Regions from separate parts of the Homo sapiens genome. Here region 1 is linked to region 2. Evidence: chromatin loops called from intact Hi-C (ENCODE). Cell type or tissue: Panc1. All regions are shown on one strand. Links, peaks and the distances in the headings refer to the core of each region. The heading gives the core; the rest is flanking DNA.

Region 1 (15,964 bases), core at 4,929-12,928, 130 kb before region 2:
AGGGAAAATAAGTTACACCATCCATTTTTGTCCCCTAAAGGAAACATCAAAATCAATCAACATTTATTTCCTCCCTCTATCCATCATTGCCTTCCTCCCTCCTGTCACGCACACATACACATGCAACCATGACACAGATAATGGGAAGAGCTTTATTGGATTAGCAGAGATTTACAGACAAGATTGCACAAGAGATGCTGTTGCTGGATAGAAAATTGATCAGGTAGAAGTGATGCTACCTACTTGAGGATGGCCATCTGAATTGTTAAAAATTCTGTCATAGACTATTAAAAAAAAAGTTTTACTACTCCCAAGTACACACAGTTATGAGAATTAGGCTTTTAAAAAGTTGCACAGTGAAGGCTCTTTAGGAACCTACTTTACTTAATCAGTAAAAATTGAGTATTATTGATGCACCAACTATTCCCATATAAATGTACTTGCTTTTTCAGATAAAACACTTCTGAAGTGCTCAAGAATGTCTGAAAACAGTTTGTTTTCTTAAATAGGATAAATAATCATTCCTTTTGCAATCTTGTTTACAGTATTCATTCTCTTAGCCAATCCCTCCACGCAAATGGAGACAAACTTCATCCCAGTCCTAACCAGTATAGTTGAAGGGAATGGAGCCTTGTAGTCTATGATTTTTTTTTTTAAATTTCCATCGAAGGGATTGGGGATGTCAGAGAGCCAGAGCTTTCCCCTTTCCAGGAGCTAAGTTGGCTTCGGAAGTCTTCTGGGATTTGTGAAAATATTACTGTTGTAAAATTACAAAGTGGTAGCCATAACAACTCCCTCAGATTGGAGACTTGAAATGTCAAAACTCCCCTCTTCCTTTCCCCTAGTTTGGTGGATGCTCATTTATTAATTCATTCAATAAACTATTAGATGCCAGGTACCAAACTACTGCCATGGGAGTGCACATATTAACAAAATGCTCTACCTGCTGCCAAATGGCTTACTATTCTGTGGAAGAAACAAAGTATATAATCCTCCCCAATAACAGTTATGTATTGTTTGTTCACTTAATGTGGAAGGCAAGACTGATGCAGACACACAAGGAAGGCTCAAAAATATAAATCTAGCAGCAATGTCATCTTTTTTGATTTTAAATACCATATGTGCTTACTGCTAATCAGGAAATGAACAACCTCAGTAAAATTCATCAGTGCTGGTAAATAGTTTGCTGTAGTGGAAAGCTCATAACCTTTGGATTCAAATGATCCTAGTTTCTGTACCATTTATTAGCGTTGTGACCTAGGACAAGTACCTCACTTCTCTGAGCCTGTTTCCTCCTCTGTAAAATAATGTCTACTTCACAAGGCTGTTTCAAAGGTTAAAAAAGATAGCATATGTAAACTGTCTTAGCTCAGCGCTTGACATTTCCTAAGTGTGCCATAAATATTAATCTCTTTCCTTACTCCCAGCTCCAATACAGCGTAACAGTGCTTTAAAATGTATGTCCTTCATTTCTCCTTCATTTCTCAGTCACCTTTGTCTCTTCCCTAGGGCATATCCCCAAATTCTTAAACAAAAAAAAATGATTTTTTTCCCCTTCATCAAACTTTTCACTGGCTCCCTTAGCACCCAGTAGAAGGTCCCAACTCCTTACAGAGTCTGGGTTTTCATGTCCCTGTTTGCTTACACAGCTTAATCTTTTGCCACTTTCCCCCTCACATTGATTAAGGTAGCCAAGTTTAACTATTTACACAACTATTCACACAAGTTATTCTCTGGGCCTGCAGCAGAAACATGATTAACAATTTTAATGCCCAGAGTAAACAACAGAAATTTTTCTTAAATTAAAGGAATAGTGTGAAAATGCTGTAAGTACAGAAAATGCAACCTCCATTCCAGTAGAACAATTTCCTTTGCCTTGTCCTTGGCTCTCCAAAACTGTTCATTTATTGTGGTGTCTTTTAGATTTTAGTGCCCTGGGACAAAGATCTAATTTCCCCACCCTACTTTTGACTCTATCCTGGACTACCTTTCCTCACCTCTATCTCTCTCAACCAGACTAACTCTTTATTCCTTAGACTTGATGATGCATCCCTCTTTAGAGATCCAAAGACACCCCAAGCATCCCCCTCTCTCAGCAATAATCACATTGTATAGCAGTGTTTTTCAAAGTGTGGTCCTCACACCGCCTGTGTTAGAATCACCTTTAGTGTTTGTTAAAAGAATTGATTTTGGGTTCCCACTCCTGACCTAACCAGAATATCTGAGAACATAGGCAGGAATTTACATTTTTGACAAGCTCCTCATGATTCTGATGCACCAAAAATTTTAATGAATAATCATCTTCCCTACTAGACTGAACACCTTGAGAGGAAGGACTGTGTCTTTTATTGTTGTTATATTGTTAATACCTGGCACAGTGCTTGGAACATTAGCTTGGCTAATGTTTATTGAATGAATGTATGAATGAAAAAATGCATTATGAAAGTTTCCTCTTGTACTCTCATGTTCGTAGTGATGTTTGTTACTTCCTGGGCAGAAAAGCTTGGTTACTACTCCATTTGAGCTGTATTAATTCTATTTTGCAGAGATATCAAGGCTCCTACATAATAAATGATCATTGTCCTCCTCAAAAACTCTTTGGCAGTTATCTTGGGGAAATGTCTTTGGAGCATATGGCACCATTGTTTTCAGTAACATTTCAGTCTTGTCAAACTTTGTTGTTTGAAGGTGGATTTACATTTCGGTTATAGCCAAAAATCACTCAAAGCTAAGCCTACTTAAAAAAGTGGGGAATTAAACTGGGTTTGGAGTAAGCAATGAAGTTTGACTCTGAAGTCCCAAATTCTGAGTCAAACAGTGAAAAATGACTTCTAAGATACAACATGGTGACAAAGTACTTAGTGGGGGTGCGATGGGCCCCAGATATTTACTTCAGTTAACTTGGCTTTTATAGAATCCTGGCAATGCCATGGACCTTAAGAGAAGTAATTGGCTACCTCTAGCTAAACCCAGCTGGACAAAGAGAATAGGACTTGTATTTAACATTTTCAAAGAAGGTGACTGCATAAGCTTTTGTTGTTGTTGCTCTACTCAACCTGTTCTCCACAACTGTTTCTACCAGAAGATTATTTTATGTCTGCAATTTATGCTTGTTTCCACTTTTTATATTGTCTTATTGAAGAAAGCACAAAAATAATCAAAAATAAAGTAAAACCTGTTTTGAGAGTATGAAAGAAATTTTAATGCCACATTGAGGTTCTGGCTACTTGTAAGTAAGAGTAACTGCATCTGGATGTGTTTTTATTATACAATTCTATGTGTATCTTTAGATGCAGTGAAATTCAGATTGCAGCAAAATCACTTATCTGTTCTTTTCGGCTAAAACACTCTAGGTGAATTTTCTAAACTTCCATGGTTTACATATTTATATATGACTACCAAGATGGAGCAATCCACGGATGGACTTTTGAATAAACTCAAATATTTGATACTGCTTCCTCCAAGGAATGGAGAGTGTCAGGCAGGTAGGTAAGAACCACTCCTACACTTATTTCTAGCTCCTGAAGCCAACTGCAGCCTTGGAGCCAATGGCTGTATTTGGCTGTGTGTTACAGGTTGGCCAAACTGATTGCCATCAGGTCAGACAAAACTGCCTTTTATGGTGTAGTCTGCCAGCTTCAGACATATGCTGTATTGTTGTTATTGGCTAGACTATTTATTAGACTATTGTTGGACTATTTTTTATCAAATGCTTTACCCCACGCCTGTTTGTATTGGGAGCTCTGGACCAATAGTGTCTCTCCTAGTGACAGAAATATGAGCATCTGTGGATTACACAGCCTCATCCCTCTCTACAATATTCCAGCCCATCCAAAATGCTATATTATGAATTAAATAAATATATATGTATTCATGAATTCTTTGTTGTCTCTCGCTGGAGTTGAATTGGGGGAGGACTAAAAGGAAGATGGCCGTGGATTCTCCTGGAATTGGGTAAGTGACTAGGGGAAACCAAGGATCATATAATAGGTAGTGATCTGGACAGAAAGGACCCAGGGGGTCTGGAGCTCAAAATCCAATCAAGAAGACTTTGATTTCAGGAGCATGATATGGTCAAGAAGACCAAAGAAATGAAGATATAGGGTTCAAGGAAACATGACACATTCAGTTTTAGAGATTGGAGCAGAAGTTGAGAATTAAAGAACAAATAAAATCCCAGTGCTGGAACCCATTGATTAAGATTAGGGTAGCACCAGAAGCAAGTGAGCTGACTTACTGTTAAAACAGCTGGCCTGCAGGAGGAGACTGGGAGGAAGCCAGGAGGTCCCTCAGGGCTAGAATTGGGCATATCTTAATCAGATTTGTAGTGGCACTAAGACTAAAAGGGATCATGCGATATGAAGTGAATGAAGCAGGGCAGTCAAGGGCGGCAGCTAGAGAAGTGACTTGAAACAGGTCATCAGACCAGGGGCCTATAAGAACTACAGCCCAAAGGTAAAAGGAGTAAAATTCAAAGGAGAAAAGAATTTGGAACATTGTGTGTTTAGTGGTTTAATTGAAGAACAACCTAGGCAAATACCAAATATGAGGCTATTACCCATAGCTAAAATTTTAATATTTTGTGTGTGTGTGTGTGATGATGTTTGGAAAGGCCATCTCCATTTAATGTGCGAGGACAGGGCAGATATGGGATTCTTTATGTTTCCCCATCTGAGAATAGAATTGGTCCCAGAGTTTCAGTGAATCTGAGCCTGTATTTGGGAGGGAGGTGGTCTCAGTTATGATGGTTAGGAGTAACAGAGACCAAATAGGTTGTTACAAGCTTATTAGAAATGTATATAGCATGACAGCTAATGAGAATGACTCTCCTCCACCATGAATTTCCAGGAATGGAGGATCAAGGTGGTTTTCCTATACTGTTGGGCACAATACACAAATTACAATTGCGACTGATCTCGTCGGGTCATTCAAGAGCAGTTCTTAACCACTAGTTATGTTCCTAGTACTCTTCTCATTTCTGTGGTGGGATATTAAGATGAAAAATATTCCTAACATTTATAATGGAGTACCCAATTCAATACTGCTTCTCAGATAGTTTTACATCTATGAACTCAATGAGTTAATAGTGGTAGCTGACAAAGGGAGCATTTATAGAGACACTGGAGTGCAAGTGGAAGCTCTTACCAAGATCTAGCATGGAGACTTGTACATAGTAGGTGCTTAGTAAATGCTGGTTGAATAGAATTAGAATCTGATAAGCAGAATGACAAGTAGTCCACCTCATACATTGTGAAGTTGGGTGAACTCACCAGCACCAGGTGTATAATCCCTCTCAGGCACATATTCCTGGTCCAGGATTCCTATGACTGCTTCTTTCCATTGTTCTTTAAGGCCAGGCTCCTTCAAAGGGAACAATTAAAAGAATTAATAAATTAGCCACCAATAATGTGCTAATGGAGGAATGTGGGCAAAATTCACACAGAAAACAAGACATTGTTTCTCAGAAAACAAGAAATGTTAACAAGAACCTTCTAGGGAAAATGTTTTTGTGTCTGACTTGGGACTGACAAGTTGGGGAGGGCAAGCATCAGACTTTCCAGTTTAGAAGGGTCAGCTGACAATGCCCTGGCAGGCTAAGCCCCTGCCAGGGGAAATATTTTGGACCAAGAGGACTCTTTCAAAGGGGATATAGATGAGAACTGAGTCTCACTTAGCACAATGCCTGTGATCCTTCTAGAGCACAAGGGCTGGCCTTGCACACAGAATACGAAGAGGATCTGTTGCTCTTCCAGGCAGATTAAAAGTCCCAGAAAATGGAATTTGGGCTGATTTTCCCTTTGATGTATAGTGATAAGAAAAAGCTACTATGGTCAACAGCTCTTTGTTCGACTTAACTCCCTCAGTGGTAAGAGAGGGTCATGAGATAGCCAAAAATGTGAAATTCACAGTAAGCAGCTGTCAAGCACATATGGCAAGTCCAAGTCCAAGTCCAAGTCCAAGGCCTGACTGATTTAGTAGGTAAAGATACAAGGAATCACTTTTAAATTCAAACAGTTTATTATTTACACAGTGAAAGAAAAAGCAGTCAAAGATTCCAGCCCCAAATGGTCCTTGTCCCAAACAACAAAAAGGATGACACTGAAACAAAAAGGACCAGAAGACTTCCAAGTGAGTTGTGGGATACCTCACTGCTAAGAAGCCAATTATAGACTGCACTTAAGTGGCTTTATAGTCTGTAGCTCTATTCTGAGGGAAGTGGTTCAGGAAGTCTTGTACCTCATCAGAACCTGGGAGGTGGGAGGCTATGAAAATCTGTCTCATGAAACTTGCCAAGGGACATAAGGAGGCAAGTGGGAGATGATCTTGAAGCAGCTCCTCTCAGGCCTCCCATCCTTTGTGCTCTGGAAGGATCACAGGCATTCTACCAAGACTCAGATTAGCTGTGGTTCAAGTCTTTGCTCGAGGGACCATTGTAGATATTGCCAGGTGACTAGGGTGCCAGGGTAGAGCCATTCTCATGCAGAGACTAGCTGAAGGTCCAGGTAAATTCCTCAGGGCAAAGCAAAAGGAAGTAAAGTCAGGGTCTTTTGAAGTACCTCTTCTCTTCTTCCCTTCTGCTGACCTTCCATTCATGTCCTTTCATTCTTCTCAGTATTTTGGGAGTTGGGGGTGGGGATGGGGCAGAGATTAAATGCATAATTAGGATATAAAATAAATTCAGTCTCTGAAAGATTCAGTACCAAGGCCAGAGAATTCCAAGGCCTGGGTCCTTCGCCATCTCTGGCACTTAGTTTTTCAACTAGGAATTAAAGAGTATGGGTAATTTCTAAGGTCCCTTCTAGCCCTAACAGTATGAATTACCATAAATGCAAATTTAGTGAAGGTAGTGATAGGAGCTTGATGTGCATACCTACCCCAAGAATGTTGGGACATCAGGGCAGATCATCAGAAATCCTACGACTGGGACAGAGAAGTGGATGACATTACTGTTACTTTAGGACCATCATCAGAATCCCTTTTGGGGTGACTATCCTTCCCCATACACACTTCACTTCACTTGGACCTCCCTTGCCAATCCGCTGCTACCATTACTTTTGAGCTTTCTGCTTCAGCCCTCTCCCCCATCCTGCTTGATAACTGTACAAAATGCAAATACTGTTTTAGCTAGTGGCGTCTCTGTTTCAAATTTCAGGTCAGTCATCTGAGAGTCTTCAATGTGTACATGCAGGGAATTGCCAAAGATATTCTACTTTCCAAGGGCAGAGTAGGTCACTTGATACAGCAACTAACAGGGGTCCTGTGTGCCACCTTCTCCAATTATGATCTTCCCAATCCAAACTCCCACAGATACATCCCTTAAAAGGCAAAGGAGAGAGTCCTGGTACAGCCACCACTCCAAGTTATTATTCCGCCATTCATTTATTCACTCATTCAACAAATATTTTACTGATAGTCTGTTTGTGGCAGGTGCTGGAGCTCAGTGATGAATAAGACACATAATCCCTGCCCTCATGAGACTCATAATCTAGAGAGAAGACAGAGTATCAACGAATGAAGACTTTTTGAATTATAGGCGCTATCATTTATTGGTTGCTTACAGTGTGCCTGGCACTATGCCAAGCACTCGAGATGCAGTGATTCATTCAATCCTCCCAGGAATCCTATGAGGTAAAGACTATTATTGGCTCCCTCGAACATGAAGAGTTAATCATTCCATGCGCCCATGCCCAGGCCTGCAGATTCCTACATGCCTGGTGAGCTGCTAGCAAGGGTCTTAGCCATGGCTGCTTTGGGTACGAGGTAAAGTTTAAGGCCCAGCACTGAGGAAACAAATGACCCAGTGCAGCAGCTCCTGAAGTCAGGGTTAACCGGGAAGGCCTTCCAGGTCTTTGCTAGACACCCCCAAAACTGCCCCCGAGGCGATTCTCCCATCCTCTTTTTTCTCCCCTTTCCCTCCGGCACCCCACTACCCTCCCTTTCCAGCCCAGCCCCTCCCTCTGGGCCGCCTCCTCTCTGAGTCATTTCCCCTTCTCCGCCCTAAAGACCTTGTCTTTCTCTTGGAATCCCTTACCCTCTGGCAGGAAGTAGAGGAAGAGCAAACTGGCTTTGGGAACCAGGTGAGTCCTTTCCCCAGCGAGGATGAGAAACGCCTCCCCGCAGTCCTCTGACCCCCCACGAATTCGGAAGGACGGGAAATCCTGGGAGTCCCTCCAGCCGTGTGTGGGAGGTGCCACGCCCCACCTGGTGTCTCCTGGGATGTGAGGAGGGAAGCAGTGGTCCCGTCGGACCGGCCTGTGTGGCTGCGACCGGCTCCTGCGCTGTGAGCTCAGCGCGCTGGGGAGGGACCTAGCTGCCGCGAAGCTGGGGGCGCGTGGAAGGGTCGGCTCCAGAAGCCAGCCATTGGGAGGAGAGAGGGGGAAAAGCTCCGAGCGGTGCGTGTGGAGGGTGCAAGCGCTTGCAAGTGCGTGCAAGTGGGCTGGTACGTGTGTTGAGAAGGCATGAGTGTGTATGAAGGGGTATAGAGAGGTGCGTACGTGGGGAGGCGCGCGTGTGCGGGAACGCTTGTGTGCGTGTGATGTGTGGGGGACATGCGAAGATGTGATTTACACAGGTGCGGACGTGGCAGTGTGCGAGTGGTGACATGGAGATGCTTTCGAGCGTGAAGACTCACCGAGAAGCCCGTGGGGGATGTGTGTGCGTGTGCACGTGGAGGTGTGTGTGAGGGGATATAGATTTATTAATATATATGCGTGCGCGTGGAGTGCGTGCGTGCGTGGGGGTCCGTACGTGGGGGTGCGTGCATGGGGGGGTGCGTGTGTTGGGAGTGCGTGCATGGTGGTTGCATGGGTGGTGGAGAGGGGAGAGCGGGAAGGAAGGCGGGAGCCAGGTGCATGCGCAACTGAGAGTAAAGATGGCCGAGAAGCTCTTGCTGGCAGAGCTTAAAGTTAGGATTCTTAGCCTCTTTTTGTTTTTCTTGAGGTGGGCAGTAGGATGCACATGGCACCGTTTGAAAATAAGGAAAACTATTGACCAATTGACCACCTCCTTTAAAAAAATGCCCATGGTTTGCATGTAAGCACAGAGGGTTCGTGAACCCACTGATGGTCATCTGTAGACCCTAGATTATGGTTTGAAAAGGGGAGAAGATCCAAATAAATTACGTTGATATCCGCCATTGTGTCTTTTGATTCTATGAGAGAAAAAATGGAACAGCAGCTGTCCTTGGGTTGGTGTGGCTTTGAGGCTAGGTTTGCTGCTCCTGTTGGACGTGGTGCCAGCAGAGTGGGGAGTGTAAAATGGGATCACTGCCCAGAGTAAGACTGAGGAAGGGTGCCTCGTGGCCTTCAGGATAAAGCTCGGCCCCTCCCAAGCGGATCACTAGCCACAGGTTTTGCGGGTTAGTTCCTTGATAAAGTTGGAAAGTGGAGATTTGTGTTGCTTTCTTGCGTGATTCCCGTCCCCGCCCTCCGCCCTCCGTCCCCCGCCCCGCGCCCCGGCCCTGACAGCCTGTGGGTGATGTCAGGGAGTATGAGTCTAACTAAGGTTGGGACTTCGTTGGGTAAGTGACTAGAAGGAGAGCAGCAGACTTGGGTTCTGATCCCATCTTTACGATTAACTAACTGTGTGACATTAAGCAATTTTCTTTATCTTCTTGTGCATCACTTTATTTATTTGTTTATTTATTTACTGAGACTGAGACTCGCTCTGTCACCCAGACTGGAGTGCAGTGGCACAATCTCGGCTCACTGCAGCCTACGCCTCCCAGGTTCAAGTGATTCTCCTGTTTCAGCCTCCCAAGTAGCTGGGATTACAGGCGCGCACCACCACGCCTGGCTAATTTTTGTATTTGTTGTAGAGATGGGATGGCGCCATGTTGTCTAGGCGGGTTTGGAGCTCCTGACCTTAAGCGATAGCCCTGCTTCAGCCTCCCAAAGTGCTGGGATTATAGGCGTGAGGCACTGCACCCAGCCTCACTTTCCTCATTTATAAAATGGTAGTTCACAGGGTAGTTGGAAGTTTAAATAAGACTAAATAAATTCCCAGAACATGGGAAGCCTTTAATAAATGGCTGCATACCTAGGAATAAATAATATGTGTGTATATATATATATATATATATATATATTATACACGTATATCTATATATACATTTGCAGAAAAGTTAAAGCTAAAAGTTTTATTTTGAAAGAATGTCTTAAACTACTGTTTTCTTTTGGTTTCTTGTAGGCATACCTAGTTGTGCTGTCAGCCAAAGCCCACCAAGTTCATCCTGTAAAGTCACACGCCTGAAGTAAGTGGGACTTTATTTGGAATTATTTGCAGTGTTCAAGTAGACAATTATTAGTCCACCATCAACTCTCACTTGGATTGCTGCCATGGTCTTCAAGCCTTCACATTTGCCTGCTTCCCTCTTTCGTTCTCCATGTTGCAGTCACAGTTATCTTTCCCTCTGAGAGGCAAAATAGCCTACTGGTTTGGAGCACAGACCTTGGAGTCAGAAATATCTCCTTCAGATCCCAACTGCACCCTGCTCCACCACTTTCTAGCTGTGTGATCTTTCACAAATTACTTCACTTCTTTTTGGGGGATTTCAACATTTTAATTTCTTTTTAATATAAGTCACATTTGCAAGCTAGGAAACAGATTCAACCTAAGACAATCTAGTCCTCTGGAGATCCAGGCTGAGTCTTTCGATTTTTAGCAGAATGACATCATAATATAAGGTGCTAGCAATAGAATTATAAACTCTAAATAATAACCACTTATCTACATTTTTCATTAGGAAACAACCAAAAGTCCATTACTTAAAGACATGATATACAGAACATATTGATCTACAAAAGACCCAACGACCCAAATTATATGCTGCCCAACCTACTGGTGAACTGGATTGGAACTGGCCAAGGATTGGTAAATAGAGAAAGCGTTTACATTTTAAAAACTTCCTCTGTGGTTAAAAAAATTCCTGGTTGTTATCAATAAGAAAACAAGTAAAAAATGTTACAGATGGACCCACACTGATATTTGACTTTACCAAGGTCTTCCGCCAGAACATGAAGGTAGACATAAATGTAGGAGATTAGATATTGAGATATTTTAAAAATAAATTACTTAGTAATAAGAAGTTAGACATACAGCATTATTCCATTTGCTACAAGAACAAATGGACAATGAAGATTATTTAAAAGAAATGTTCAACTCTAAGGAGGGTGGTGGGAACAACACTTTCCACTAGAGAATAACCTCCCATTTTCTCAGACAGTTAGCATTACTATTCTTCCGTAATACATATTCATATGGAAAAACTTGTCAAGAGCTTTTGCCAGGGCCAGGAGATGAAAAATAGAGCATGTTTTAATTAGCAAATTGTAAGCTCAGTTAACATTTTTTGGGATGGACCCATACAATCTGGCCATTGTTTTGTTAAACTTCTGTAAACTGCAGAATTCCTTAACCCTTAATTAGCTTTGGTTTTTGCTCAATATCCTGAAGCTGGGCACAGTCTCAATGTAACTCTTCTCCTAGGGGCTGAACTGGGTGCTAGTCATCAAAGTTTGGAATGTCATTTTAGAAGCAACCTCTAGAAGTAATCCTGGTAAGCCCTAGAAGTAATCCTTTGGATGCATAGTAGGCTCTGTGCAGGTGGTAAAATCTGGGCAGGAATACCAGAATGTCAATGATCAGGACTGGAACTGCCCAGTCTGCCCCCGCTTTGCTGATGTAGCCAGAAGGTGAGCCTATGATAATGAGAAAGGCACCAATCGAAAAAGAGCACAGTGGCAAGTGCAGTGGCCTTATAAGGGATCTTAGGAGGGCTTTTCTTAAACTGGAGGTCAGTGTAGCCATCATCTGTGCTGGAGAGCCTTGAGTATATCACTTTACTACGGAGATTCCAGCCAGGTTGATGTGGGAGGGCATCATAACACACTGACACAGCTACAGTTGGAGTGCCATGCCAGGCTGCCAGTGGCGAGACTTTGCTCACAGTTGGCAGCAGAGGCACCCAAGGCTGTGCCACCTAACTGCCACCCAGCCCACCCCAGCAAGGGCCAGTGCCCTGGAAGTCTACTTGACCTCTTTTAGAATCTGTTTCCTTATCTCTGAAAGGGGACAATGCTGATACCACCTCAAGGGTTTTGTGAGAGATTGCAGAGATAATGTATGTAATGTGGCTCACAGTAATTGCTCAATAAATGGTAGATTAAAAATGGCAAGGGCAGTGAAGTAGCCAGCAAAAAAGAGGTTGAAGTGATGCACAATGGCACCTACACTGGGTAGGGATTGAAGCCATGAGGTGATAATGAGCTGGAGAATGGGAGAAATCAAAGGATGGGAGATCTTGATGAGAATGAAAAATGTTTGGCTGTGAAATGAGTCCTTGATCAAAAATTTTTTAAAAAAGAAAGAGAATGAGGAGTGGGTATTCTGAGAACCAAGAAGTAACTGGAATAGGAGGTTGTAGCCAGAGATTAGGCTAGTAGAGTTCAGGAATTCTAAAGTGGAGCAGCTCCATGCCTAGTGGGTGGTCCAGGAAACTAACGGCTAGTAATGACATAGAAAGTGGCATGCGGTCAGAGGTTGTTGAAGTAGAGGAGCTCAAAGGGCAGTGAGGCTAGCATGTTGGATGAGTCATCCACAGACATTGATGTTGCTTACATGATGGCAGGGGTTGAAATGGAGAGGAAAATGGAGCCAGTGCCAAAGCCAAGGTCTATCCTAACTAACGGAAAGCAGTCATTTATTTCACAAATATTTACTGAACTTTTACTAGATGTCAGGACGTAACAAGACAGACAAGAATCATGCTGTCATGGAGTTTACAGTCTAACAGGAGTAATAACAGACATTAATAATCCTACCTATAAATAGAAAGCTGTAAACTGTGATAAGAGCTATGAATGGGCCAGGCGCGGTGGCCCACGCATGTAATCCCAAAACTTTGGGAGCCTGAGGCGGATGTATCACAAGGTCAGGAGTTTGAGACCAGCCTGGCCAAGATGGTGAAACTCTGTCTCTACTAAAAATACAAAAATTGCCTGGGCATGGTGGCATGTGCCTGTAATCCCAGCTACTTGGGAGGCTGAGGCAGGAGAATCGCTTGAACCCAAAAGGTGGAGGTTGCAGTGAGCCGAGATCACGCCATTGAACTCCAGCCTGGCCAACAAGAGTGAAACTCCCTCAAAAAAAAAAAAAAAAAAAAAGAGCTATGAATGAAAAATAAGGGTTCTGTAAGTGTTATAACAGAGGAACCTAACCCTGTCTGGAAAGTTAGGGGGGGCTTCCCTGAAGAAGTGAGGACTGAAAGATAAATTAGGGTAGATGAAGGTGGATGGTGGGTAGGTGGAAGACATGTTCCAGGTAGAGGAAACAGCATGTGCAAAGACCTGAAGCTAGAACATGTATAGTAATTTGAAGAACTGAAAAATATCTCCTATGACTAGAGCATATTAAGTAATACTCTAGCCATAGGAGAGTAATATGAGCTGAGGCTGGGTGGCAGGCTCCCTTAAGGATTTGGGGCTTTATACTACGAGCATTGGTAATATTTGGATGACATGATCATATTTTAAAAATAATCAGGCCAGGCATTGTGGTTTGCACCAGTAATCCTAGCACTTTGGAAGGCCAAAGTTGGTGGGTCACTTAAGCCCAGGAGTTTGAGACCAGCCTGGACAACCTGGACAAACCCCATCTTTACAAAAAGTATAAAAAATTAGCCAGGCATGGTGGCGCATGCCTGTGGTTCCAGCTACTCTGGAAGCTGAGGTGGGAGGATCACCTGAGCCTGGGGAAGTCAAGGCTGCAGTGAGCTGTGATCATGCCACTGCACTCCAGCCTGGGTGACAGAGTGAGACCCTGTCTCAAAGAAAAAAATCAAACACATAAGTATATAGGGTAAATAGTGAAAGGCCAGTTTATGTGTATGTTAGTATAGGGGAGTATGTGTGTATGTGTATGTGTATACATAAAATACACATGTATAATATGTAAACACATATAATAGATGTATACATATATAATATATAAAAATGATACATACCATTTCACCACTTTAAAGAATGTTAAATACACAATGGTTATATTTCAGTGTCCATACATAGACATCCAATTCATTCTTTTTTTAAAAAAAAAAATTTATTACTAATACAAATAGAGATGGGGTGTCACCATTTTGCCCAGGCTAATCTCAAACTCCTGGGCTCAACCAATCCTTCCTCCTCCAGCTCCCAAAGTGCTGGGATTATAGGTGTGAGCCACCAAGCCTGGCCCAACTCATTCTTAAGAGTTGCAAAGTATTCCACGTTATTAATGTATGATGACTTATTTAACTATTGCCCTATTGATGGACAATTTAAGTTGTCTCTAATTATATATTACTTTGCAGTGTGCACTGTTCACAATAGCAAAGACATGGAATCAGCCTAAATGTCCATCAATGATAGACTGGATAAAGAAAATGTGATACATATACATGATGGGATGCTATGCGGCCAAAAAAAAAGGAATGAGATCATGTCCTTTGTAGGAACATGATGCAGCTGGAGGTCATTATCCTTAGCAAATTAAGGCAGGAACAGAAAAACAAATACCGCGTGTTCACACTTAAAAGTGGGAACTAAATAATGAGACCCAATGGGCAGAAAGAGGGGAGCAAGAGACAGTGGGGACTACCTGAAGGAGAAGGGTAGGAAGAGGGAGAGGATCAGGAAAAATAACTATCAGGTACTATGCTTAGTACCTGGATAACAAAATAATCTAAACCGAACGCCTGTGACACGAGCTTACCTATATAACAAACTTGCACTGCACATGTACCCCAAACCTAAAATAAAAGTTTAACAAAATTGCAATATGCCATTCTGTAAATTTTTTTCTCTAATATTATGCTTCAAATTTTATTTTTAAAATTACACTAGGAATACACAAGGAATTACGTGAGGAATATATGAATATATTCTTATAAAAATTGTAAAAATATAGAAATGTGTAACAATGAGAGTAAATGCTTATACAGGCCTTACTGTGCCCAACATCACTCTAAATGCTTTAAAGAGATCAGTACAACAATCCATGAAATAGGTACTGTTATTTTTTTCCATTTTACAGATAGGGACACTGAGGGCATAAAGAGGTAACTTGCATGTGGTCATATAGCTAATTATTGTTGGAGCTGGGCTCTTAATCACCTCATTATTTTCCTTCACCTCTACCCAGTTTAATGCCTTACCTCAAATGTGACAACTGTTCTTTTTTTCATTTGCAATTTTATCTACCTATATAAAACACATGCAAAATATTTATGTTTTTGGTGCGTTGGTTTTCTTTTTATGTAATAGGTTAATACTGTGTTATCTTGCAACTAGCTTTTTTCACTTAACCATGTGTCTTTGACTTTTTCCAAGTCTTTATTTTTAAATTAATAATATATAAGCATATTGTTGTGGTAAAAGATCAAAATAATACACAGGTTTAGAGAGAGTAAATCTTCAAACTTCCCTTTCCTGCCTGCTCTCTGACATCTCACCAAAAAAAAACCCCCAAAAAACCCCCAATAAACAACCAACTGTCCACAATTTGGTGAGTGTCCTTACAATCTTCTTTCCATGCATTTTGTGTGAATAAATAAGTATTTATATATATTTACATAACAGGATTCATTCATATTGTTATATAGCCTTTTAATTTCTTATTTATTGATTTAATTACACACATGATACTTGAATACATTTTTCTTTTGAAAGATTAGAGCACTACAGGGAAGTTGAACACTCCCTTTGATCATCATTGATTTCCTCTCTACCTCCTCTGTCCCTACTCACTGTTTGACTTTTCTCCTGCATCTTTTTTTTTTTTTAATTATACTTTAAGTTCTAGGGTACATGTGCACAAAGTGCAGGTTTGTTACATAGGTATACATGTGCCATGTTGGTTTGCTACACCCATTAACTCGTCATTTACATTAGGTATTTCTCCTAATGCTATCCCTCCCCCTGCCCCCCAC
Region 2 (9,884 bases), core at 1,686-9,685:
AAGTCATAGATTTAATGTGCTAGATTTTTCTGTTTCTAATACACATTGAAATTTGTAAGTTTTCATTTATATACTACCTAAAATCAACTTAAATGCCTATACTTGGTAAATACATATCATACTTTGGAAAACATTACTCTCTTTTCTCATTCAGATGTGGAAAGTAAAGGTTGGAGAGATTAAATAACTTTGTTTCTTATCTAAAACCAGGCTGCCATGGAGGCATGACTAGAGGCCACCTCCCCTAACTATATCACAGTGAGGGGCAGAGCTGTGACTAACTCAAGCCACCTGACCCCTAGACCAGGACCCTTTCCACCACATCATGCTGCTCCCACAGTTGCCATTATGATCTAAGTATCTATGCTCTTTAATAGAAATGGGACTAGAATCCAGATCTTAAGTTTAATAAGTTATAATAATAATAAATGAGCCCTTGTGGCTTCAGATGGGTCACTTAATCTCTCTGGGTCTGAGATGCCTTATTTGTTTAAATGACAGAAGAATTCCAGTTCTGCCTTCTGCCACATGGGGAGAAAGATGGTAGCTATCATTGGCTGAGCACTTCCGAGGTCCTTTACTAGATTTCTTAGTTTCATCTTCACAACACCACTATAAAGGGATGGGACCAGATGATTTCTAAGATGCTTTTCCGCTTTGCTTCTAATAAACAAAACAAACCCAAGTTTGTCTATCCAAAAGAGTAGGTGTGTCTAAAAGGAGCATGAACATTTGAACATTTAAGGAAACCAGATAGTCTCACTGGGTAAGGTAAATTCAAATTTTAAGAAGTTTATAAAATGGTAAAAAAAAAAAAATGATGGTTTTGGTTTCCCATCAGACATTTGTGTTCTACATAATGAGTTTCTCTCAGGTGGATTCATTAAGTGAGCATCTTGATCTCCTAGCCCAAGCTTAGGTGTTGAATCCTGTCAGCTCCAGCTGCCTCCTCCTCTGTAAGATAGGCATACTAATCCCTGCCCTGATGACATCACAGAGCTGCTCTGAGGGCCAAATGCGCAGCTGTGAGCAAACTAAAGTGCCCCACTGAGTTGAGAAACCTTGGCCACAGGGACCTGTTCCTGGTGGGGGGAAGATGCTGCTTCTTTATCAAAGGTAATGTGTTTAGAAGAAGCTTTCAGGTAGCTTATCCTAGTCCTGGACTCTCTCCAGTTCTCACTTCTGTTATTTTTCTGTCTAGATTTACTTTTCTCAAGGTGGACAAGCTGTAGCCATCGGGCAATTTAAAGATCGAATTACAGGGTCCAACGATCCAGGTAATGCATCTATCACTATCTCGCATATGCAGCCAGCAGACAGTGGAATTTACATCTGCGATGTTAACAACCCCCCAGACTTTCTCGGCCAAAACCAAGGCATCCTCAACGTCAGTGTGTTAGGTATGAGCACTTTTTTCTGCTTTTTCTTTTCTTGGAAAAAGTTAGGACACTGAATGAGCCAGGACAGTGAGTTATGATGCCAATTAAGTCTCTGTAGGTAAATATACTCCCTAATATTTTCATTATCAGGGAAATAGAGACAAGCCACCAGCCCAACCAAAACAGTAACACTGAGAAATCACTCATAAAACATGCAGAACAATTGTGCAAACGGGCTGCCAAAATGACAGCAGTAGATGACCCAACCTCCAGTGATCCCTATCTCTGAGGGATGGAATGAGAACAGATGAGACAATCCACTGTCCCACAAAATGATCACTAGCAACTCTTTTAGAGGAAACCTCCATTTACAGCCAGATCTACCTGGGGGAGACTACTGTCAACTTATTATTCCTTTTAAGCTCGACACAATTCCCACCATTAAATTATTCTTTTAAATAAAGACAGGAGAGTCCCTTTTTTAAAATGCTAATGTTATTTGGAAAAAGGACTGAAATTAATCTAGTGTTGAGAATCAACATATTTACATACAAATATTCATTATATGATATTGGGCAAGCCGTATCTGCTCTTAAAATGAATTTGGAATCTCATTTGTTCAGTATTTATTGAGTTACAGTGATGGAGGTGTTGTTTTTGCCCTTGGGAAGCTCCCAATTTTGGCCATTTCTAGAAGTCCTTACAATCTCTGTCTGAGAGGACAATGTGGGCTAAACTTCCATCTGCAGGCTGGTATTGGGAAGTATCGAAGCAAGGGATGAAAGGGCTGCCAATCCTCAACTCTTACAGACAGACCAGTTGAGATGAGCATTTTCCCACTTCTAGGTAGCCCCAAATGAAGCTGATCTAGTCATTGCTGCTCTCAAGCTGTGTGCACACATCACAAGAAAGGAGGAACTACATCAAATCAGTGACTTAATAGTTGAGTAGCTTGGAAAAGCAGCAATTGGTAACAAGGTGCATACCCAAGAGAACTGTTTACAGTTGTCCTGGCTTGCCACTCAGGTAATGCCACAAAGGAACCAGCTGACATTTACTGTGAGGTTTGCCACTGCATCTACCCACCTGGGAAAGAGGGAAAGGTACCTAAGAGCTATTTTTTAAGAGTGGGTTAGCTTAATCAATCATATTTTTATCTTACTGAGTTCTGTGCCAGGAATTGGGGTACAGGAACAGACAAGAGAAGTATTACTCAAGCAAATTCCTGGGAGAGTTTCTGTTTCAGTTTGGAAGACTAGTGTATTAGTCTATTCTTGCATTGCTGTAAAGAAATACCTGAGACTGGGTAATTTATAAGTAAAAGAGGTTTAATTGTCTCACGGTTCTGCAGGCTGTACAGGAAGCATAGCAGCTTCTTGGGAAGCCTCAGGAAACTACAATCATGGCAGAAAGCAAAGGGGAGGCAAGATGTCTCACATGGCTGGAACAGGAGGAAGGGGAGGGGAAGATGCCACACACTTTTAAACAACCAGGTCTTATGAGCACTCATTCACTATCACAAGATCAGCACCGAGGGGGAAATCCGCCCCCATGATCCAGTCACCTCTCACCAGGCCCTATCGCCAAAATTAGTGATTACAATTTGACATGAGGTTTGGGTGGGGACACAGATCCAAACCATATCAACTAGTTAGTTATATACATGGGAACTAAGTGATGTGCTATAAATGCCAAAGCATCAAACTGGCACTCAGAAGACCTGAGTTTTAGATCTTACTCTGTACTCAGTGACCTTATACAAGTCAGTCCACCTTTCTCTGACCATTGTGAGATGGGGTTATAATTTCTGCCCTGTCTTCTTTACAGGTTTGTTATGAACAGTTTTGTTATTTTACCTATAAAATGAAATACTGGAGATCAAAGGGGTTTTTAAATGTTCAAAAACTGGAGGGATTAGCTAATGATTTTCTGTTGCTTCCTGGTTCTGGGATGTTCTGACCAGAAACAATCTAAAGAAGCCAAGTCTCTTCATCTCAGAGCTTGGAAATAGCCCTGAGATAAAGTTAGACAAGAAGGTTAATATTCTTAAATTTAAAGCTCAGAGGATCCCAAATCAATTTCCATAAGAAGTTGAGGGTCACTTCATCTCAGAGGTGTTTTTTCCCATGAGTCTTTGTGTCAGATAGCTCTGTGTCATGACTTTTCCTTAAGCAGCCAGGATCCAGACAAGGTAAGAGGCAGAAGGGTCTGTGGATTTCCTTGTTTGTTTAGGAACTCTAAAAAATATTGTTTTTGTTAATTGGGCAAAGAACAAAGGCCTCCTCCAAATGTAGGCTTTTTGGAAAATTTGAGACTGCTAATTTTCTCTAAAAATTGCAGCGACTATTTGCAATTCTCAAATCTCATTGTATATGAGTGACAATTTTGCTTGCCCTGACTGAAAGGTGAGGCAAGATGGGGACAGGTGGGTAAGAGAGACAGGTTAATTGTGGGGAGAGGTGTTGATATTTCCTTAAAGATGACTCTCATAGCAATGTATCTTTCAGATGTTTTGTTACCCAGCAGTGAGCATCAATCCCATGCATTTACTCGTTCATGCATGAATTCATTTAACAAACCCTGAGCACACGTGCCAGTTACTGTGCTAAGCAATGGACATGGGGAAATGTAAAAGATAGGGTCTTAGCCCTCTAAAATTCAGTCTAGTGAAGGAGACAGACGCGTAACATAAAAGCTTTCAGTGGAGGTATGAGAGGAGAGCTATGAGGGCACAGGGGAAAGGGCAAAAAGCTGTATCAGGAATTGGAGAAGGCTTATTGAGGAAAGTGACTTTTGTGCTGAATGTTGAAGGATGTGCAAGAGTGTGTGATGAAGAAGAGGGGCTGAGATGGCAAGGCACAGTTTAGGTGAAGGAAACAGCAATGGGCAAAGAACCAGGTGGTTTGGATGGCCATTCATTTGAGAGCTTTCCATTAGGTATGACAACCTTGGAAAATTAATCTCTGAAAAATACCCAGATCAAGTTTGAATAATTATTTTGTGTGCATTTGGAATGAGCATCATCTACCTTCCGCAATTTGGCACATAAAAAGAAAATGATTGATTTAGGGAAGGTTTAAGAACCTACTGAAGCACTTTGTTTTTTCTTTTTTCTTTTTTTTTCTGAGCTGAGCCTTTTCCTCCCACCCCAATTCTGTTGAAAGCAATAAAGCTAAATGGTAGATCAATGGCTTTGCCAGTAAAATACCCAAGTTCCACTGGGGACTTTAACTGGATGAAATTTCAGTTCAATCCTGGGTCAGTAGTTTTAGAAAATATATAGGTTTGGGACTTGGTTCAAAGTGATTCACTAAATGTTTTGTTAATAAAAAATAAAAGGAGAAAAATATTCTAAGCAAAAAAAATGCCTATCTGGGTTTGATTCTGGGCTCAAGAAATGAGTGCAAGTCATTCCAGGTTTTTGCCATAATTTAGTTCAAGTCCTGGTGTCCAACTTTGTGATGAAACACCCCCATTTAATTTTCTGTTCAAATTGTTCTATTCTGCTGTAAAGGCTATACAATAGCCATCTTTTTAAAAAGGCAGTATCTAAATCTAGTGATAGCTGCAATGGACTTCTGGTTAAATAGCTTAGTTTAGGATAGGCACATCCAACAAGTTGTTCCTACCTGAGAAAATCTTTGATAAGAAAGAATAAAGAACTAAGTAGAAGGATATTCCTTTCAATTAAAAAGACACATGCTTAAAAGATAGGGCTAGTAAACTGTTTAAGAATTATAGCTATATGCATCTGTCTTCTCGCACCTGTGTACAGATAGTGAGAGTCTGGGAAGGCTGAACTGAGCGGAAGTCAATGGGAGAGTAACTTTAGTAGCAGGAATTAGTGCTGCTGTGGCCAACAGAAATTCCAGGTTCTAGGCCCTATATTTATTATTGTATTTAATACTTGGATCAGCCAGAGGTTAGATAATCTCTTAGTCACGTTTTACAGATGAGTCAGCTGAGGTTTGGCTAAGTTAGGTAACTTGCCTATACAGATCCAGGGTAGAGTTACAAAGCCCGTATTCTGTGTGGATCCAGAGCTGTGCCCTTAACCACTGCGTCTCAGGTAAGAGCTGTAGGACTGAGTAATATGACACATTTCATGTCTAACTCACCTAAATTAGAGAACCTAAGCTTTAAAGGGTTCTAGAGCAAAATGAAGATAAGCAAGGTGAGTTGGAAAGTATAGAAATTTACATCATTGTCTGTATATAAGATAGATATATAAGGTGTATAAGATAGATGTATAGATATAAAATAAATATCTAAGATAAGAGATATAAGATAGATATGTAGATATGATAGATATATAAATGTATAAGATATGTAAGATAGAATAAACCGTGCAAGTAAGTAAGATGAATGAGGAGATTCAGATTCCCAGCTTCCCACAGGACTTCTCCCCTGACATGTTTTCATAAGCAGCTAAAACTCTATGTCCCGGACTGACCTCATTAGTACCCCTTCCTCCTTGTCACCCCTTCACCTAAAACCTGTTCTTCCTGCTGTGGTCTTGGAGGCCTCTTCCCCTCTCTAAAGTCATCTCTCATCCCTCTCCCACCCCACTTTAGAACTGTGTGAAAGTTACTTTTGAATTCCTGGTGCCTAGTCCCATGCCAGGCCCACAGAAGGCATGGGTGCTTGCTGAGTGAAGGATGAATAAATATTTCAGTGCTGAGTAGCGTGCACCCCCCAAATGGACTTCCCCTACTGATGATGCACACAGGCAAATTTAAACCTTTCAACTATTTGTGTCACCCACAGATGAACAAATGCAAAAAAAAAAAAAAAAAAGAAAATAATCATGAGAGAAAAGAGAAATACAGCATTAAATATTTTAAAAAGAATAATAGGTTATCTCAGAGTATTTAAGGATTCTATTTTCCTTTAAAACTGTGCTTTTAAAGCATAAACTATATTCCTGGTCATTTAGTATTTGCTTATATTTGGCTGTTTTAATAAAGGCATATTTTAAGACACAATGCGGAAATTCATGGTTATAAATCTGAGGAGGAGGCAGACAGAGGAGTCACTATTTGAATCTTAATGGCCTCTTGACTAGAAGGGCCCTGCACCTGAAGTGCTCTACTCCCACCTGGTGGTGCAAGCAGAAAACTGCCAACATACATTTTAATAATTTTTTTTGTGTGTGTGGAGACCCAGTCTCACTTTGTTGCTCAGGATGGAGTGCAGTGGCGTGATCTTGGCTTACTGCAACCTCTGCCTCCCAGGTTCAAGTGATTCTACTGCCTCACCCTCCCAAGTAGCTGGGATTACAGGCGCCCACCACCACGCCCAGCTAATTTTTGTATTTTTAGTAGAGATGGTGTTTCATCACATTGGCCAGGCTGGTCTCGAACTCCTGACCTCAGGTGATCCACCTACCTCGGCCTTCCAAATTGCTGGGATTACAGGCATGAGCCACTGCGCCTGGCCAAGAATTTTTTTTAAAAATAAATAAACACACATATTATTCAAAATGAAAGTGAGGAAGTGACTGCAATTGTCACAGAATGCCATTCATCCTAAAGAATTTTTATTCTTTGTCATTGCCTTACAGTGAAACCTTCTAAGCCCCTTTGTAGCGTTCAAGGAAGACCAGAAACTGGCCACACTATTTCCCTTTCCTGTCTCTCTGCGCTTGGAACACCTTCCCCTGTGTACTACTGGCATAAACTTGAGGGAAGAGACATCGTGCCAGTGAAAGAAAACTTCAGTAAGTGTAACCTGCAGTAGACCCTGGAAAGGCCTGGTGTCTGTGGTTGGATGACAGCAGGAGTGTGTGGTTGGCTGCTTGACCTTACAGTTCAATCTTCTTGTTTTCTCAGTGGTGGCGGGTGGAGGGGGGCGGCTGGTAATGTAAAAAGAATGCCTGTCTCCCAACACGATGATTGTGTTCTGGTCTACTCCCCAAATTCTAAAAGCCAGCTCAGAGATGGTGAATATGTAGGGAACAGGCATGGTCCCAGGTGAGTTAGCACTGGAACAGTCCTGAGGGGCCTAGTTGAATCCTGAACATCTCAAGAAAGAGAGGCCAATATGGGGGAGTGGGTGGACATTGAGTGATCTGTTACACTGATGTTATCTGTATGCACAGAAGAGATCTCAAAAGTCTATTCCCTGGTTTCAACAGACCCAACCACCGGGATTTTGGTCATTGGAAATCTGACAAATTTTGAACAAGGTTATTACCAGTGTACTGCCATCAACAGACTTGGCAATAGTTCCTGCGAAATCGATCTCACTTCTTCACGTGAGTTGACCATACAACTTTAACGGTTTCTCCTTAAATCAAGTAGTCTGGGCCTGTCAGACAAATAAATTAGTTAGGATCCCCAGTTAGTGCTTCCTGCTTCTCTGGAGATTTGTGTGCTTTATATACAGGCTGATATGATGAATGACCATCCTAATATCTAATGCTCACATAATAATATATGCCATATGCTGCCCTAAATCCTTTACAAAAAGCAATTTGTTTGCTTCACAAAATCGCTAGAAGGTAGGTATTACTATTCAATACTAAAAAAGAAGCCTTTCTGATAACAGCAGGCTGAATTTCTCTTTGTGATGCTGTTGGTAAATCCAGGTGACACTGTAGCTCTGACAAACATATACCTTGCAAAGATCTGCCACTAATAATAATAGTATTATAATAATAACACTCGTACCCACAATCACGGTAGCTACTATTTGTGGAGCATGAATTATGCTGAGTATTATCTCACTCTTTCCTCCCAACCACCCCTATCTAGGGAGGCAGACTATTGTCGGCCTCATTTTGCTGAAAAGAACACTGAAGCTCAGGGAAGTAAATGACTTGCCCAAGGTCATCCAGTTAGTAACTGGCAGAGCCAGGATGCCTCTAAACCTCAATTTTCCTATTCGAAGGTGCTTACTCACTCTCTGAGTGTAAGATTTAAGACTCCTGGAATTGTCCAATTGAGCTGACCCAGGGGCAACTCCTCACAAGGAATATCTCACCAAACATCTCAAGGATCACTTAATAACACTTAGGATCTTTTTTCAAACTTACTTTGAATTTGTGATTTTAATATATGCCATATCCAGGGATGGCAAGTTCCAGTGGGTTTTTGCTCTTCCTATGCACCTGAACTTTCTTCCTTTTATTTCTCCTGAAGTTTGCTCCTTTATTCTCATATCACTTTCAGCTATATTTCCTGCATCATTTCTGTTATCTTTCTTTAGAATTCCCTCAATATCTTTTTGCCTTCTCAGAGGTACAATCATACTGCAGATGTAGAGATATGTAGGATTTGGACTTGAGCATTGCTTCCTTTCTAGTCTTTTTTCCAATGATGTCCAGCACTGCCTTCCTCTCTCCCTCCCACATCCCTTCTTTCTTCCTTCCTTCCTCAAATATTTATTGAATATCTACTGTGTTCCAGGGACTGTCCTAGGTGATAAAGATACAGAGATAAAGAAGATGTATGTCCTATACTCAAGGAGCTCACAGTTCAGCTAGAGGGACAAACACAACTAAAACATGCTAAATCCTATAATAGAAGTCTGAACAGGGTCTATAGAGCACCAAGGGAGGAAAATTATGCTTATAGAACTGGGATGGCTTTACCAACAAAGTGCTATTTGAGCAGGATCTTGAAGGAACTTGCAAAGCCTCATCATCTATAAAATGGGAAAGCTGAAGCATGACGGTAGAGCAGCAGGCTTAGGAGAGCAACCAGGTCATGATGGGGGAAGAGAATGGAGGGCTTCACATGGCATGTCTCTGAGGGAAAAATCACAAGAAACTGATATATCATCTGATATGTTTGAATCAATTGAAAGAAGTTTAATGGTTTTGTTGGAAATTTCGGGATGAGTGATAATGCATTTATTAATCCCCAAATGAAGCAATTATTAACCTCCGGGAAAATTTTTGTAAATGTTGTACAAGAAAGAATCATAGTATACTGTGTTCCTCAGCTGTGAACAATATTTATATAGCCATACTACTGCAAACTTGGATTTAACTAAAACTTGTGATATAACTATTTTGGAAGAACATGGTGGGTGTGAGGGGAGTGGTGTAAAAGAGCTCAATCTCCAACTTCTAGGGTACGAAGTTGAAAGAAAATGATGGAATGGAAAAAAGGTAGGACATATCAGAGCAAACATAATAAAAACATGGGGGCAAGAAGACTTTTAAAAAGAGTTAAGAGTGGTTGCCTTTCGTGAATGGGACTCAGAAACGGGAAGGAGTCGGGCAGGGAACTGCTGTTTTTGTGAGACATGTAGTAGAACTATTTGACTTTTTAAACTATTTACTTATATTCTCTTAATCATAAAAAGTTAAAGGAATTATTATCAGGCAGCTCAAAATATAAGGTGTCCATCCTTGTGTGAGGGGAGGCAGATGGGGTTGGGTTGGCTTATAACCCAGATGTGGTCTTCCAGAGACAACACCTCAGGGCTTGAAGGTCTGGTGCTCAGCTGGATAATGTCCCACTCATTAAGTTTGTCCATAGACCGAGACAATAAACC

The links. Hi-C counts contacts between places; a loop is a spot of excess contacts. Peaks named below come from ENCODE experiments on the same cell type or tissue, not always from the same donor. Only the 100,000 strongest peaks of a DNase experiment are listed, where the experiment ranks them.
Region 1: it touches region 2 in a loop (2.4-fold over the local background); 3 of 110 quality-filtered maps call a loop at or near these places.

Annotation. Positions count from the first base shown.
Region 1 is chrX:107,927,760-107,943,723 of GRCh38, forward strand. LOC101928335 (a long non-coding RNA gene) reads right to left here and starts at 8,221. Exons shown (of 4, transcript NR_110395.1): 1 at 8,033-8,221; 2 at 6,876-6,921; 3 at 5,271-5,361. MID2 (midline 2) reads left to right here. Exons shown (of 10, transcript NM_012216.4): 10 at 1-3,878. It also overlaps the pseudogene TMEM230P1. RefSeq lists enhancers at 7,238-8,437, 7,804-8,508, 8,509-9,212. In Panc1, for the core only: no CTCF peak of the experiment used is centred there; DNase peaks (open chromatin) are centred at 7,592 and 8,012; H3K4me3 peaks cover 1,335 bases.
Region 2 is chrX:108,065,735-108,075,618 of GRCh38, forward strand. It overlaps VSIG1 (V-set and immunoglobulin domain containing 1), which reads left to right. Exons shown (of 7, transcript NM_182607.5): 3 at 1,202-1,400; 4 at 6,943-7,098; 5 at 7,516-7,635. Among named protein-coding and RNA genes, the nearest start is that of PSMD10, 21 kb to the right of the region's middle. In Panc1, for the core only: CTCF peaks have their summits at 6,497 (motif pointing left) and 6,705; a DNase peak (open chromatin) is centred at 6,459.